3 separate regions of the Homo sapiens genome follow, and all the other regions are linked to region 3. The links are chromatin contacts, found by Hi-C or POLR2A ChIA-PET in ENCODE. All regions are on one chromosome and are shown on one strand. Each heading gives the region's core, a stretch centred on a gene start or an enhancer-like site at or near the end of the contact. The rest is flanking DNA. Distances are from core to core; before and after follow the strand shown.

Region 1 (4,620 bases), core at 1,953-4,452, 210 kb after region 3:
AAAATCTCTCTCTACTAAAGAGTACAAAAATCAGCCAGGCGTGGGGGCAGGATTCTGTAATCCCAGCTACTCCGTAAGCTGAGGAAGGAGAATTGCTTGAACCTGGGAAGCAGAGGCTGCAGTGAGCTGAGATCGCACCACTACACTCCAGCCTGGGTGACAGAGTGACTCTGTCAAAAAAAAAAAAAGAATGAATGAATGAAAAAGAAAAAAAAAAGGAAAGAGAGAGTGTGTGCAGATAATCACTCAGGATGTTTTATGGTCAACCTGGAAGGAAAAAAGCTCTTCACAGCCCAAACCTAGATCCAAGTATACCTAGAAAATGTCTCATAGCCATGAACCCAGAAAGAAAACTAGATACTGGGATGGAGGTGGGGAGTGGGGCGATGCTCTGAAATGTTCTACCACAAAGGTGATCCCAATCAAGGTCTAGTGGGAAAACAGACATGCAAACAGACACAAGTGCCCCAAGTGTCATAAAATCAGTAATAACGATATGAATAGGGTGCTCTGGACGCTCTGCTGAAGGAGGTAGGATTTTAAACATTTTTATCAGCTATTGGTACAATTTCATAAATGTGCTTGAAACTTAATTGGTTTAGTCTATTAAATTTGTAATTGTTTTTCCACAAAAATTGTAAGCCCGTGTTCCCTAACTCAAAAACAGAGCCCTGCTGGCAAGCCTGGTTCGGCAACTGGAATCAGAGCGTGGGTGTTTATCAATACTCGTTATATGTGCTTACTGGAACATAAATTCACCTGGAATGGGGATCTCTCAGCGTGAAGGGATTTTAATAGGATTCATTCATACATTTGTTCAACATTTTATAAAGACATCTGTCCCCAAAATTCAATTTACAATTTTTACAACATTTTACAAAGACTTTGATCTCCAAATCTCCATTTACAAATTATTTTACAAGAATTTACATTCATTGCAAAGGTTTCTTTCCAGAGTTTTTTAAAGGTCATTTTTGCCTTGGGTCCAAAACTGTTACTTTTAGATGAGAGGAGAAGCAGCTGAGGTTTACATGTGGAGACTGTGTGTGATGAAAGGGCAGGACACAGCGGCCCCTGGATCCTAATTCAGACCAGCCTGCCTCTGGCAATAGGAAAGTCATTTGTTCCTGCGAGCCCGTATCATAATCTGGCACAACTGGAGGTTAGAACAATCCTTAAAACTCTTTGGCTGTGGGATTCTAGTTTGCCATCTTAATTTATACATTCTATTTCGGCGCTGATTCTCCAGCCCTTTCCCTTTTAAGTGATCCTAATTAGAAAACACACAGGAGGATCCTTCCAGGATTTAAAAGCTGCTGGGATCCCCTCTTTGATCTCCCATCTGAAATACGGACGGTTATTGTTTCGCGTTTCCCCCCACTCCCCCCGACCCGCACTCCAGTGACAATTATTGGCATTTTAGAGCCTAGAGATAGAAATAAGATGTCTGACAGGCCCGGCTGCCTAAAAATCCAAAGCAAGCACCCCTCCAAACATCTCCCCTCCTCCCTCGCACCGTTCCCCACCCAAAAAAAAATAATGAAAAGGAAAAAATATAGCAGACTCTATAAACAGCTGCCAATTTATTAATAAGATGCTGGAGTTAGTTAGAATTTTAAAGATGCTTCAGGCATCTTTAAGGAGGCAGCAAGCCCTTCCTCTCCCGGGCACAAATAAGCCCAACCAGCAGACCCTACCTTAACTACCGCTATTTAAATTCTGCAAAGTACCGCGGTGACCGGAGGAACCTTCGCAAAGGCGCAAGGGTTTGCCTTAATTTGGTTAATACTTGGTTGAGATGCCTTGCGAGAACTCGAAAGCAGTTGAATTAAGAATCTTAAATCTTTCTAGGACGCGGAGAAGGAAGGTAGGAAATTGGGGAGGGGGAAAGGGAGGCGTGCCGTCAAGAAAGAGTTGATTATTTATTTAATTTCATTCACCAAGGGAGAATTCGGAGGCTCCATCCCGGAGGCACTGGGGTCCGGGACGCGGGAAAGGCTTGGAAATGTGCGACGCGGCTGTGTGCGAACGCGTGGACTAGGTCTTGGCTCGCTGGGAGGGAAGGGCTGGGCCGGCGCTGGGGAGGAGGAAGGGAGGGAACGGGTAGGAGGAGGGGAAGCGCAGTATAAAAGTCCCGGCCGGACTGAGCGTCCGCTACTCCGAGTCACTTCGGTAAGGCGGGAGCCCGAGCAAGGTCAAGGAGGGAAGTGCGCGGTGCCACGGACCGACACAGTTCGCTCTAGCATCTGACGCTCGGACTCCGCGCCCTCAGCCGGATCCCAGAGCCCTTCCATTCGCCAACCGCCCACTGCAAGGCATGAGCCGCACGCGGGAGCCCGAGGCTGCAGCGCGGTCATGAGGCGGTGGCCCGGGATCGACAGCTGCGCGACGCCAGCCCCCAAATCCCCTCTGGGCGCGGCACCCCCGGGATGAGCCCCCCACAGAGGCAAGCCCACTAGAGCTGAGATTCACTCCGAGTTCCTGAGCGCCTGAGCCGCGGGCACTGCGTCTCTGCAGCTTCCAGCCAACACCTGCGCCCGTGACCAGACGAACGCCTAGAGAGTCGGACTCCCCTCCCTTCCCAGGCTCTACGGGGCGCCGCGGATCCGCGAACAGCCGTGCCCGGCTAGCGGGCGGCCCAGCAAGTGTCAAGACCCTTCGGAACGACACTTTGGCACTCCTCCTCTCCCCCGACTGCTTCAGGCAGGGGTCGCAGGCAGACGCATGGCTTGTCCGGCGCCCCCTCCGTTTTCCATCACTGCAACTCCAGCTCCAGTTTGCCAATAAAGGTTTCTAAAGCAGCCCAGGCACCACCCCACCCACCCACAGCCCCGAGCCTCAGTGTGCACAAGGGCTCTACCCGCGCCCGTCACAGCGACCTCGGCAGCGGGCACTTGGTACAGCCCGGCAGGCTGACGCTGCCGCCGAGGGCGCCCCGGCTACCGCCAAACCGTGACAACCTCGGTGTGCCCGGGGCCCCCATCTGGAACCGGCCCTCCCCGGGACTCCGAGTGCGGGGCGGCGCGGCAGGCGGCCCCGAGGAGCGCGGAGAGTAGTGGAGGTGGCTTGCCGGGTGAGTGGCTCGGGGCGGCGAGGGCGGGGGCGCCAAGCGTGGAGGTAACTCCCGGCCGCAGCTGAAGCCCTCCTACTCCTCCTCCTCCTCCTCCTCCTCCTCCTCCTCCTCCTCCTCCTTCTCCTTCTCCTCCTCCTCCTCCCCGCGCTTCTCTGGCGGCCGCTCCCGCTCCAGCTGCGGCGCCGCGGCCACATCTGGGGCGCCCATGTGCGCTCGGGGGCTCGGCTGCGCCCGCCCCGCCGCCGACCCCGCAGCCCCCTGCCAGCAGGGTGGCCTCCGGCCCGGCCCGGGTCCCGGGCTGTCCCGGGACCCAGTCTCCGTCTCCGCCGCCGCCGCCGCCAGGCAGCGCCGGGGCTTGCTCCGCAGCCGGCTTGGACACCCCCGGCCTCGCGGTGGCTCCGCCGTGGTGCGGCGGCGGCGGCGGCGGCGGCGCCGGCAGCTCCTGCTCCCCCGGCCCCGCACACCCCGCCGCGCCCAGCGCCAGCCCCGCGGGCCCGGGAAGCGGAGCCCTGGCGGGAGCCGAGGCGGGAGCCGCGCTGCCGGGCTCCCGGGCTCCTACTCCTCCTCCCCCGGCGTCACCGCCGCCGCCGCCGGCCGCCGCGCCGGGTCCTAAAGCCGCGCGTCTCAAAAGGATGGTGCGCCTGGCGGCCGAGCTGCTGCTGCTGCTGGGGCTGCTGCTGCTCACGCTGCACATCACCGTGCTGCGCGGCTCGGGAGCCGCCGACGGGCCCGACGCGGCCGCGGGCAACGCCAGCCAAGCCCAGCTGCAGGTGAGTGCGCCGCCGGAGAGGGCCGTGCGCGGCTGCGGGGACGGTTTGTGGGGCGGGGGTGCTGAGCTAGTGCCGGGTGGATGCAGGGAGGCAGGTCCCCTGCCCCACCTAAGAGCAACTGTTTTGGCAGTAGTTTTGCCCGGGCCACTTGACTTAGGCAGAGGCGGAGCGGGGGCACGTGCCTGGAGGCTGCACCCGGCTTCCAGGTCTGCGGGCTGCGCTCCTTCAGTTCTGTCTGTCACGGGTCAGGTGCGGGGTTGGTGGGGAGGTGGGAAGGAGCGAGGTTTGGGATGAGCAGAGGAAGTGTGGAGAATGTGCTTGCTTGGGGGTGCTACCAGTCTTTCGTTGCCCTTCGGAGGCTGAGTAATGTTACTCGAGGCTGGAGGGACGCAAGGAGACTTTATAGGATGATATCCCTGAAGTCTTTGGGAGAAAGAACTCCGGGAGTCTACCCCTTTAGGAAGCAATGCCAAAGGTCAGGACATAATTTCCCAAGGAGAATAGCCAGGCATCCCCTCCTCACCCTCAGGGTTCCCTTGCTTCCAGTGTTCCTCTTCCTCCGGGAGCCTCGCCTGAGGTTCCCCCCTCCCCCCTTGTGCCCCCTTGGTCATGGGGAAGGTGCAGAGTGAAGGCACCGGTAGTGATTTGGGCCAGGGTTACCTGGGGCTTTTAAACTTGTAGCAAAGTCTTTCTCCCAAGGATCTTCCCCGTTGAAGGTCGCTTTAGCAATGGGATTCTGTTTATCCATTTCAACTTCAGGGCAAGGAGAGGGCGTAG
Region 2 (4,201 bases), core at 145-2,644, 230 kb after region 3:
CTCCCTAGGCTCTGAAAGTTCTTGAGAAGGTCATTAATGAGAGGCAATCTACTTCAAACCAGAGGGCCACCTCACTAAAATCAGGCAAAATGGCAAAATTCATAGCCCATTACTCATTAACTTATTTGGAGCTGCCCTTCAGTAGGGTAAACATTTTTTTAAGGGTTGGGGCCAAATTAAACTCCTGGATCGATTATACATAGTTCCCCAATACCCACATGGACATCACTCCACATAATTCCAGTGTGAAAATCTCACAGACTTATTAGCATTTCCAGATACTAGAACTCAACTAGAAAACAACAAAGTTGTTTTTATGCCTATCAGAAAATGAAGAATGTTATTAACTTTCCAAGAAGGAAAAAAGTAAAATTATTTATAATATACAGGATGTTTTTGGCTTCACATGGAGTCTGACCCAGGTGGTGGAGAAAGTCACATCTACGATCAAAATGACCAGCCTCCTGAAAACTGACCAATCCAGAATAATCCTTTCAGGTTCACTCATGATAGCAGTTGATCAGCCCATAGAGGATACAACGTTCTAAAGAGTGGGCAAGTCATCCACTTCTGTTTAACCCATTACTCCTGAAAAGGTTCAGCTCTCCATACTTTGCTGGAAAAAGGCTAACAACTCAGTGCATCCTTCCCTCTCTGCTCCCCTCACTGGTACATTCAGGAAGACACGAACCAGGTGAGACAACTGAGAGCTCCTTACTGAGAGTGTGAAGTGTGATGGTGGCACAACATGCAATTCCGAAGACATCATGAAATGAGATAAATCTGGGGAATCCACATCAACTAGAAAAAAACTGGAAACATTTGAAGAGGCATTGGGATCACAAAGAGAGTGAATCTAAACATTGAACAGCAGGTATTAAATAGAAATAATGAAAGGCAAGTTCTCAGGAAAAAATCTGTGGCAGACTAGGTATTCGAAGTTCTGTTCCAGGTTCTCCCCAGGGACTCATTGCCCTGAAACTCTGTCTGGTGTGGTTCTCTCATGCCCCACAATGGTTCTTTCACTTCTTATTCACCAAGGCCAGGATTAATGCTAAGGTCTGGACGAACCCAATAATGGGCATGAATGGCCTTGGCCTTAAGTTTTCAGGGATCCATCTGCAGGGTCCTCCCTGAGATCTGAGAAGGGTTTTACTTACTTCTTTCATCTTAAGGTGAATGCTAGTGGGGGAATTATTGTGGTGTGCCCCAAGAACGTTCTGTGTCTTGGTCCTGACAATCTACATGAAGTACCTTTTGTGCCACCAGGATACGTGGGCACATGACAGGTACTCACATACACAAGGGTCACTGCACATGGCTGCAGGAATGCCCAGGTTGGACCGGGGCTTCATCTGTGCTCCAACCCACCTGCACTCCATGGTGAGGCACTCTGTTTAGAAGGCAGGTTGCAGACACTCACCAAATTCTAGAATGTTGTTGTAGGCAAGAAAGCCAAGCCCCAATGTCTCATTTCATTGACAAAGAATCTAAAACCTGGAGAAATTAAAAGATTTGGCTAAGACCATACCATTCATTTATCCTACAGCCAGTACCAGACTCCAAAGCAAGTCATCTTTCATGAAGCCACACAATCCCCCATTTCTGAACATCTGTAAAAGTTTTTATAGCCCCACTTAGCTAAAGAGAATTAGAGTAAGTGTACATCTAAAGTGCTGGGATCCTGCTACATGGTGGTTGCTCTTAGGTTGTTACAGGAGCAGAAAGGTAATTAAATGGACATGAATTGTCTCTTTTATTTAATATACAACCAAACTGCAGTAAGGCAAATGAAATAATGTACATATAAGCATTGAGCACTGCCCAGCCACATGGCATTCTACAATTCCATTCATTCATTCAGCACTTTCATATCGCGTGGCTGTGATCAGCAGATATTGTGCTAGGCACTGGAGATTCAATAGAGAACAAGCTTATGTTCTAGAAAGAAAACTGACAATAATTGATTCAGAATAAAGGAATTATTATAGATTGTGATAGGTGCTTAGCAGGACATAAACAGGGAGCAAAAGATAGGGAATAACTGGGAGTTCCTACTAAAAGAGGGTGGTCAAGGAAGGACTTGATGGAAAAGTGACACTTGAGTCCTGAGCTGGGGGAATAAAAGGACCAGCTCTGCAAAGAACTCAGGAGAGCCAGTCAGGCAGACGGAATCACAAACACCAAAGCCTTGAGATAGGAAGGACTTTGGCATGACTAAGGGATGGAAAAGAGACTGGAGAACAGTGTGTAAGGAAGAAAGTGGCACATGAACTTGCAGAAAAAAGCAAGGATTTTGCAGGTCATGATAAAGAATATGGCTGTTCTAGGATTGGTGAGGAAGCAGCCATTGAAGAGCTTCTAAATGATGGCTCCATCTGATCAGTGGATAATGAGAGGGAAGAACATAGATATGTTAGAAAATTTCACAATAATTCAGGTAAGAGGTGATGGGATGTGGACCAGGGTAGAGAAGAGTGGATGGATGCAAGGCACAGTTCTGAGACAGAGCCAACAGGATATGCTGTTGGATTGCATTTCAGAGTTAAGAAGTGAAGAGTCAAAGACAGCTTCCAGTTTCACAAGGGTAGAGTTCATGTCAGTGGATTTATATGGGACATGTGGAATATGAGATGCCTCTGGGACATGTAAGTGAAGATAATAGCAGGGAGGCTGTGAAGTGGACAGGGAGCTGAGAGTGAGGTGTCATGATGAAAGTGGTAAAAGGAGAACCAAGAGGTGTGTCACAGAAGCCAGGGGAGAAGAATGCCTTAAGGAGAGAGGACTTCTATCGAATGCTGCTGTGAGAACAAAAAAGATGAGGCCAGAGAAGTGCTCATTCAACTGGGCAACGCAGCCATGACTGGTGACCTGAATGAGGTCACCAACTGCTCTGCAGTTGCAGAGGCATCATGGGAACAGACTCCAGTGTCTATTGGGTAAAGGAACAAATGGAAGGTGAGGAAATGGAGACAGAATATACAAATAAGTCTTGCAAAAGTTTTACTATAAAAAGGGGAGATATATGAACATGTGGTCAAAAAAGAGTTTTTGGTTCATGTAAGATCAGAGATACCAGGGCATCTGTGAGGCTGATGAGAACGATCCAATAGAAAGGGAGAGATTGATGATGCAAAACTGAGAGAGGAGAAATGAGGAGTGAATTCTTCAAGAAGGCAAGGGGCTATGTGTGAGCATTGGCCTTTCACAGAAGCAGGAAAGCTTGTTCTGTGTAACAATTGGGAAGAGAAAGAAAATGAGCTATGCAGACAGGAGTATAAATAGAGTGATGGTAATAAAAGAGTTACCATCTCATGACTCCTGTTCCATCAGTGAAATATGAAGTGAGGGCAGGAGCACAAGTAGGACGTTTGAGGAGAGAAGATATAAAATGGTCATCTTGGATACTGGAGCAAGTAAGGTTGTGAAGGAAGGGCAGTTGGATTTTGGAACAGTGCTTAGTATTCATTTGAGGGTTTGAGGACATGAATCTAAAATAAAGCAAGTTTGTCAAGTTGGATGCTTTTATTGTTCCCATCACCCACCTGCTTGGCTACTAACCTACAGAAGTTGGATCACTGAGTTCAACCAAAATGGAGGTGTTGCCAGTCAAATATATAAGGAGAAGAGAAAGGGGCAAGCAGAGTTGAGGGCCGTTGCAAGGAAATGATTAAAATAAAAGAACACTTGTTGAAGAAGGAAAGTAAAAACAAGAGAAGGCTGAAGGGAGGTGAGAAAATGGCAGTGGCTTGGAGATCTCAATGAGTTTTAAAACTGGAAAAATGAGTTAAAAGAATGGAAAGTGTCTTTATGTAGAAGGTTTACTGACAAAAGGTCTAGGGAAGAGGGTGGTTGAGATGCAGTAGAGGGAAAGGGTATGGGAGGTGAGGAGGTCCAAGAACTGGGGAGGTCATCTACATGGATGTTGAAGTCACCAAAAAGGACAACAGGAGGTCAATGGTAAAGAAGACTAAGCCAGAAGCTGGGCTTTTAGATGAACGGAGAATGACCAGAAACTCCACAGAGCAGTTGGAACATCCAGCATCTTGAAAGGAGCAGGATTTGTTTGTTCAGTTTTTGTTTTTATTTTTCAGGAGGAAGGGGAAGAAAAAGTCAGGAGTTAGCCATGGAACCAAGAAGATCCAGGAGAAGGTTGAGGGGATGTTCAGAGAAGTGGAAAATGAGAGATTGATTATCATGG
Region 3 (4,679 bases), core at 855-3,354:
TTCAAACATTTTCTGAGGTTACTAGTTGATCCAAAATGTATTTAGTTGTTCAGAGATGCCAAATCTTGCTCAATATTTAGTCTGTGTTTTAGTATTGCTCCAAACCTTAAACCTAAACCTACCACTGACTTCAACAGAACTCTTCGCTTATTTTAACTGGAGATGGTATGAAGCAATGAGTCACCACTGACTATACATACCAGCAGTGCCTGATGCCAAATGGTTGGTGTGTTAATATAATTTTGTACACACAACAATGCACACATTCCAATACGGTAAGTAAAATAGAAAAGTTTCAAGAGTGAGAGCACGTAGTAGATATTTCTCAGAAATCTATGTGTGATTACCTAACCTTAGCAATTGCAATTAGGGGAAGGAAACGGAGAAAGCAGAATTCAGCTGTGTTTTAAGATTTATTTTATATATACCTTTTGTCCCTTGTAAAAAGAAAATTTGAAAAAGAAGAAGAAAAAGAAGAGGAGGGTGGGGGAGGAAAGGGAAAAGGACAAATGTGAAAAGAGGAAAGAGATGGAGAAGAAGAAAAGAAGAAAGAAAAGAGACATCTAATGTTAAAAAAGTTTTATTTCAAAATCTTTATTAAAAAAATGCTTTGCACTGAGCAATAGAGCTCAGGGAAAATAACGCCCTCTCTTCAACTTGTCTTTCTAAGTAACGTGAGGCAGTTGGGCCAACAATAGTGCTCCCCTCTACCTCTTCATCTCTCCATTTCCTAAATCTTAGAAGAAAATAAACCTACAAGAGTTTAGCCCCCAAATCTCAGTGAAACAGCCATGGAAGGGAGAGACCAGTGAAAATCTACTTCTACTTTGATGATAAAGGTTGAGAGAAATGCGATAAAATTTTTGAACTTGAGACACAAACTGGGCTGAACACACTTGGTATTAACTCCGTCTTTCACCTTGGCCTCAGGCCTTATCTTATTCCTCCAGCATTCCTTGGGATGGTAAAGGCAGGTACCCTCATATGCAAGTCATAGTTAGGAGAAGCGTTAGCATGTCCACCTCCAAAAGCTACATTAATCTGGAGTAGAACTGAACCCTGTCCAAGGGAGCTGAGTTACAGGACATGAGGCTCTGGAAACAGGGGCCATTTCTTTCTTTTTGTTTGTGTGTGTGTGTTTGATTGTTTGTTTTTGTCTACTGCCCCAATAAATTGGTTTCTTTTCTTAGAGTCTGATGCTAAAGAAGTCTCGACTCAGGAAAACCACAAGGGTGGACTTGGGAAGACTCAACAGGTTGTAATGACTCTCCAGCAAATCATGTCACCATGCCATTTGATGATGGTAGGAAGAAACAAAGCCTTGAAGATTCATGCATTGAGAGAATAAGAGTTAGTGAGTAAACCAGATGTGTTTCAGGACTGGGACCCTGCAGTCATCAACCACCTCACACCTGCGTCAGTAACAAACCCAAGCTACAGCATGATTTTTGTTCTACCTCAGCAGATATTTTATAGATGGAAAAACTGAGGCATAAAGTGGGTAAATACCTCCCCCAAGGTCACGAGATAAAGATAACGCAGTCATCAAATATTCTGTCTCCTCAACATCTGTCTTACTGGAATTCTTGATGGATTGGTACCCCCTTATTATAGTACTGATTTTAACATAGGTTGGTTTTGAATACTGGGTTTTTAAAAATCTTTTCAAATCATTTGTAAATTATGGAAATGTATACATCACATGAAACTTACCATTTTAATCATTTTTAAGTGCACAGTTTAGTTTAAGTACATTCACATTGTTGTGCACTGATCCATCACTATACCTTTTTCATCTGCTCCAGCTCAAACTCTGTACCCATTAAACAATAACTTCCCTTTGCCTCATCCCTCCAGGCCCTGGCAACCACCTCTGAATGCTATTTTATAGCAAAAAGAAATATTAACTTTTGAGCTTGGTTTACAACCAAAAACCACAATTACATGCAGGAGAGAGGGGGTGGGAAAAAGAGGTTAACTCAGAACTCAGTTACTTAGAAGACTCTGTGAGTGTGCTGTGTGTGTGTGTCTTTAAAAGACTCTCCACCTCCCAGCCCGCCTCCTCACACTTTGCCACTGGGTTGTTCAGTCCCCAGGTTCCCTCAGTCCCCAGAAGGAGCCAGCATGGACAATCTCCTTTACAGTTTCGGAAGCAGGTTTGTTGCCATGGAGTTCACATTTTGACGGGAGTTGAGAAGTATAAAGGTAACCATTTGTTTTAGTTTCAACGATCTGACAAAAAGATAGGCTGTTGCTCTTCTTCTGGAAAAGCCTGATTGGTAAGATTCCTTTAAGGGCTCAGCCCCAAAGAGCTTTATCCCATCCCCTCGCAGACTGAAAACTAAAGCCTGCAGAGACCTCTGAAGGAAAACCTGTCCCGGGCTCTGTCACTTCACACCCATGGCTAACCCTGGAGGTGGTGCTGTTTGCAACGGGAAACTTCACAATCACAAGAAACAGAGCAATGGCTCACAAAGCAGAAACTGCACAAAGAATGGAATAGTGAAGGAAGCCCAGGTAAGAGGCACTCTCCCCTACTCTTCTCTGAATTACCTGAACGTTTCAATATTTCTCTGTGAAGATATTTGAGGCTGTCCTAACTTAGAGTTCATCTTATGAAGGGTTTTTACATGTTTTGACTGTTGACTCTGTTAATAGAAAGTGCTTGGCTACCAAAAAGTTTAGGTGTGGATTAAGGAGAAAATGTCTTCTGTATGCAAAAGAGGATACACACAGACTCACACAGCTTCAGGCTCCCTAAAATACAAATGTACCTACTAGACTTTTGTCTCAAGCATTTTGCGGGGAGGGAAGAATTAAGAAAGTTCCAACTCTTTGCATATATTTTTGTCCAAGAGACCTGCTACAACCGTCATGCTTCAGAAGAAAAAGAGGAAGTGAAAGTACATTTTGCTGACATTATGTGGTGGAGATGGCATTCTTCCCAGGTCCATGAGAAATGCATCACTGTTTGAAAGGCGAGTTATTATTGGTGTGTAGTGGAGCATTGTTTTAGCTCACTACTTGATTTGAGGCCACAGTATTTCTTTGAAATGTGACGTCACAGACATTCTTTTCCAAAACACTTCAGAAAGCAGGGCTGATTGTGACACACTGCTCTCAGAAAACAGAACAGCATCTTTAAAACAAACTTGTATTTTCCAACTTGACACTTTTTTTTTTTTTCACTCTTATTGCACCGGGATGTTTGCAGAGTGTCCTAGGCAGGAGGAACTCGAGGAAAGTTGTCAGCTTGTTTTAAGAGAGAGCCTGGGTCTGTGAGGTCCTTATGTAAGGCAGTTCCCCACTCCCCACAGGACATCCCGTGTCACTCTGCTCTGAGCAGCAGAAGTGAGCTCATCTGCCTGAGGAGCAAGCCCAAGTAGTCAAACAGGTAGCCTCCTGTTTGGAAAGAGAAGTGGCACAGGGAGCCCCATGCAATCTTCCATCATTTGATCATCCAGAGAGCAAGTATCCACCCACAGGAAAGGCAGATTGTTCTAAGATCACAGGACAGGTGGGTCTGGCTGGGGCCAGTCCTCCTCTCAGTGAATTACATTCGTGTGTGCAATTGGAAGAGGCTAAAGGAGCTCTAGAGCCTGAGTTGTGTGTAAACAGGCTGTGGTCCCCAAAAGCATTCCCCTCTTAACAAAAGGCACTGTCCAACGCTGGGAGGTGTCTATCAGAAACCTCAGAACTGGCCTGTCCCACCTGAGGATCTGAAACCTGGAGCAATGTGAAGAGAAGGTGCTCAACTCCTGTCAGTTGTATGAAGGAAATTGCAGTAATATCCACCACTTATGCATCACTAAATATCAATTCAGGCCACTACTCAAGACGATCCTTGCCTCTGGAATGCCTGTAACTCACAAGCTATTCATCTACTTACCCTTGTGATTATTCTGACCCTGAGGGATCTCATCTGGGAAGAGATTCCTTCTTAACTTTTCTCCCTTTTATTTATTTTATCTTGGTTTTATAATCACATTCGAGGTATGAGATTAGAAACTTAGACAGTTATAACCACTCCTAAGTAAGGATAAAACCCAGGATTCTAAAGGTTCATTATGAAGTGCAGCTGCAAGACTGTAAATATCCTTGGACACTGAGGCTTCCCTAAGAACGGTCGAAAACATCAGGGCTGCTGTTGCCTTCCTGAAGGGCCATCCAGAGCCTCTTGTCTCAGACATATTTAGGTGTCACTAAGCTACAATTGGCTTTCATTGAGAGCCTCAATTATGGCTTAAAAAATATTTTTCAGAAAAACAAACGAACAAAAAAAACCCGGCTGAGATCATAGTGTAATAGGGCAAACGAGGGCTTATTGTCCCCTCCATGATGGGAACGAAGTTGTCTTTACTCTCAAGTTCCTTTGCCACCAGTTTTGATCCTTGGGACCCTTTAACAAACTAGGCCTAGACCAAAAGCCTTGCCTGTGGATAGAAGCAGTCTGCAAAGGCTTACAGAATCCTAGGCTGCTGGTCTCCCAAACACGTTCTGCCTGGCCTAACGTCTTCTGCCGCAGCATCTAAGATCCTACCAGCCCCTCCAATGATCCTCCCACCCTTTCTCTTCCCACTTATTTGCAACCACACAGCAACACAGTTATCTCTTTTATACATTAGGGGACCCTACAAGATTCTGTTGACAAAGGGTTCCCTGGCATAACAAACATATGA

Evidence for each region. A loop is a pair of places that touch in the nucleus more often than their neighbours do. ChIA-PET counts read pairs that join two places held with the same protein, here RNA polymerase II (POLR2A). Pooled maps may share reads with other maps.
Region 1: a pooled map shows a loop between it and region 3 (3-fold over the local background). The contact joins the promoter of ISM1 here to the promoter of SPTLC3 in region 3. A Hi-C loop is called at or near these places in 1 of 37 single-sample maps with no recorded cell type and 8 of 50 pooled maps. POLR2A ChIA-PET finds 5 or more read pairs at or near these places in 1 of 52 experiments (CD4-positive, alpha-beta memory T cell).
Region 2: a map of mammary epithelial cell shows a loop between it and region 3 (2.2-fold over the local background). The contact joins the promoter of ISM1-AS1 here to the promoter of SPTLC3 in region 3. A Hi-C loop is called at or near these places in 1 of 168 maps with a recorded cell type or tissue (mammary epithelial cell), 3 of 37 single-sample maps with no recorded cell type and 10 of 50 pooled maps. POLR2A ChIA-PET finds 5 or more read pairs at or near these places in 1 of 52 experiments (CD4-positive, alpha-beta memory T cell).

What each region holds. Positions count from the first base shown.
Region 1 is chr20:13,218,072-13,222,691 of GRCh38, forward strand. ISM1 (isthmin 1) reads left to right here and starts at 3,203. Exons shown (of 6, transcript NM_080826.2): 1 at 3,203-3,843. The coding sequence starts at 3,706. It also overlaps a transcript of TASP1 not described here. RefSeq lists silencers at 2,986-3,105, 3,565-3,634.
Region 2 is chr20:13,238,293-13,242,493 of GRCh38, forward strand. It overlaps ISM1-AS1 (ISM1 antisense RNA 1), which reads right to left and starts at 1,395. Exons shown (of 3, transcript NR_040043.1): 1 at 1,161-1,395; 2 at 692-812. All of the region lies in intron 1 of ISM1 (isthmin 1), which reads left to right. It also overlaps a transcript of TASP1 not described here.
Region 3 is chr20:13,006,868-13,011,546 of GRCh38, forward strand. SPTLC3 (serine palmitoyltransferase long chain base subunit 3) reads left to right here and starts at 2,105. Exons shown (of 12, transcript NM_018327.4): 1 at 2,105-2,517. The coding sequence starts at 2,401.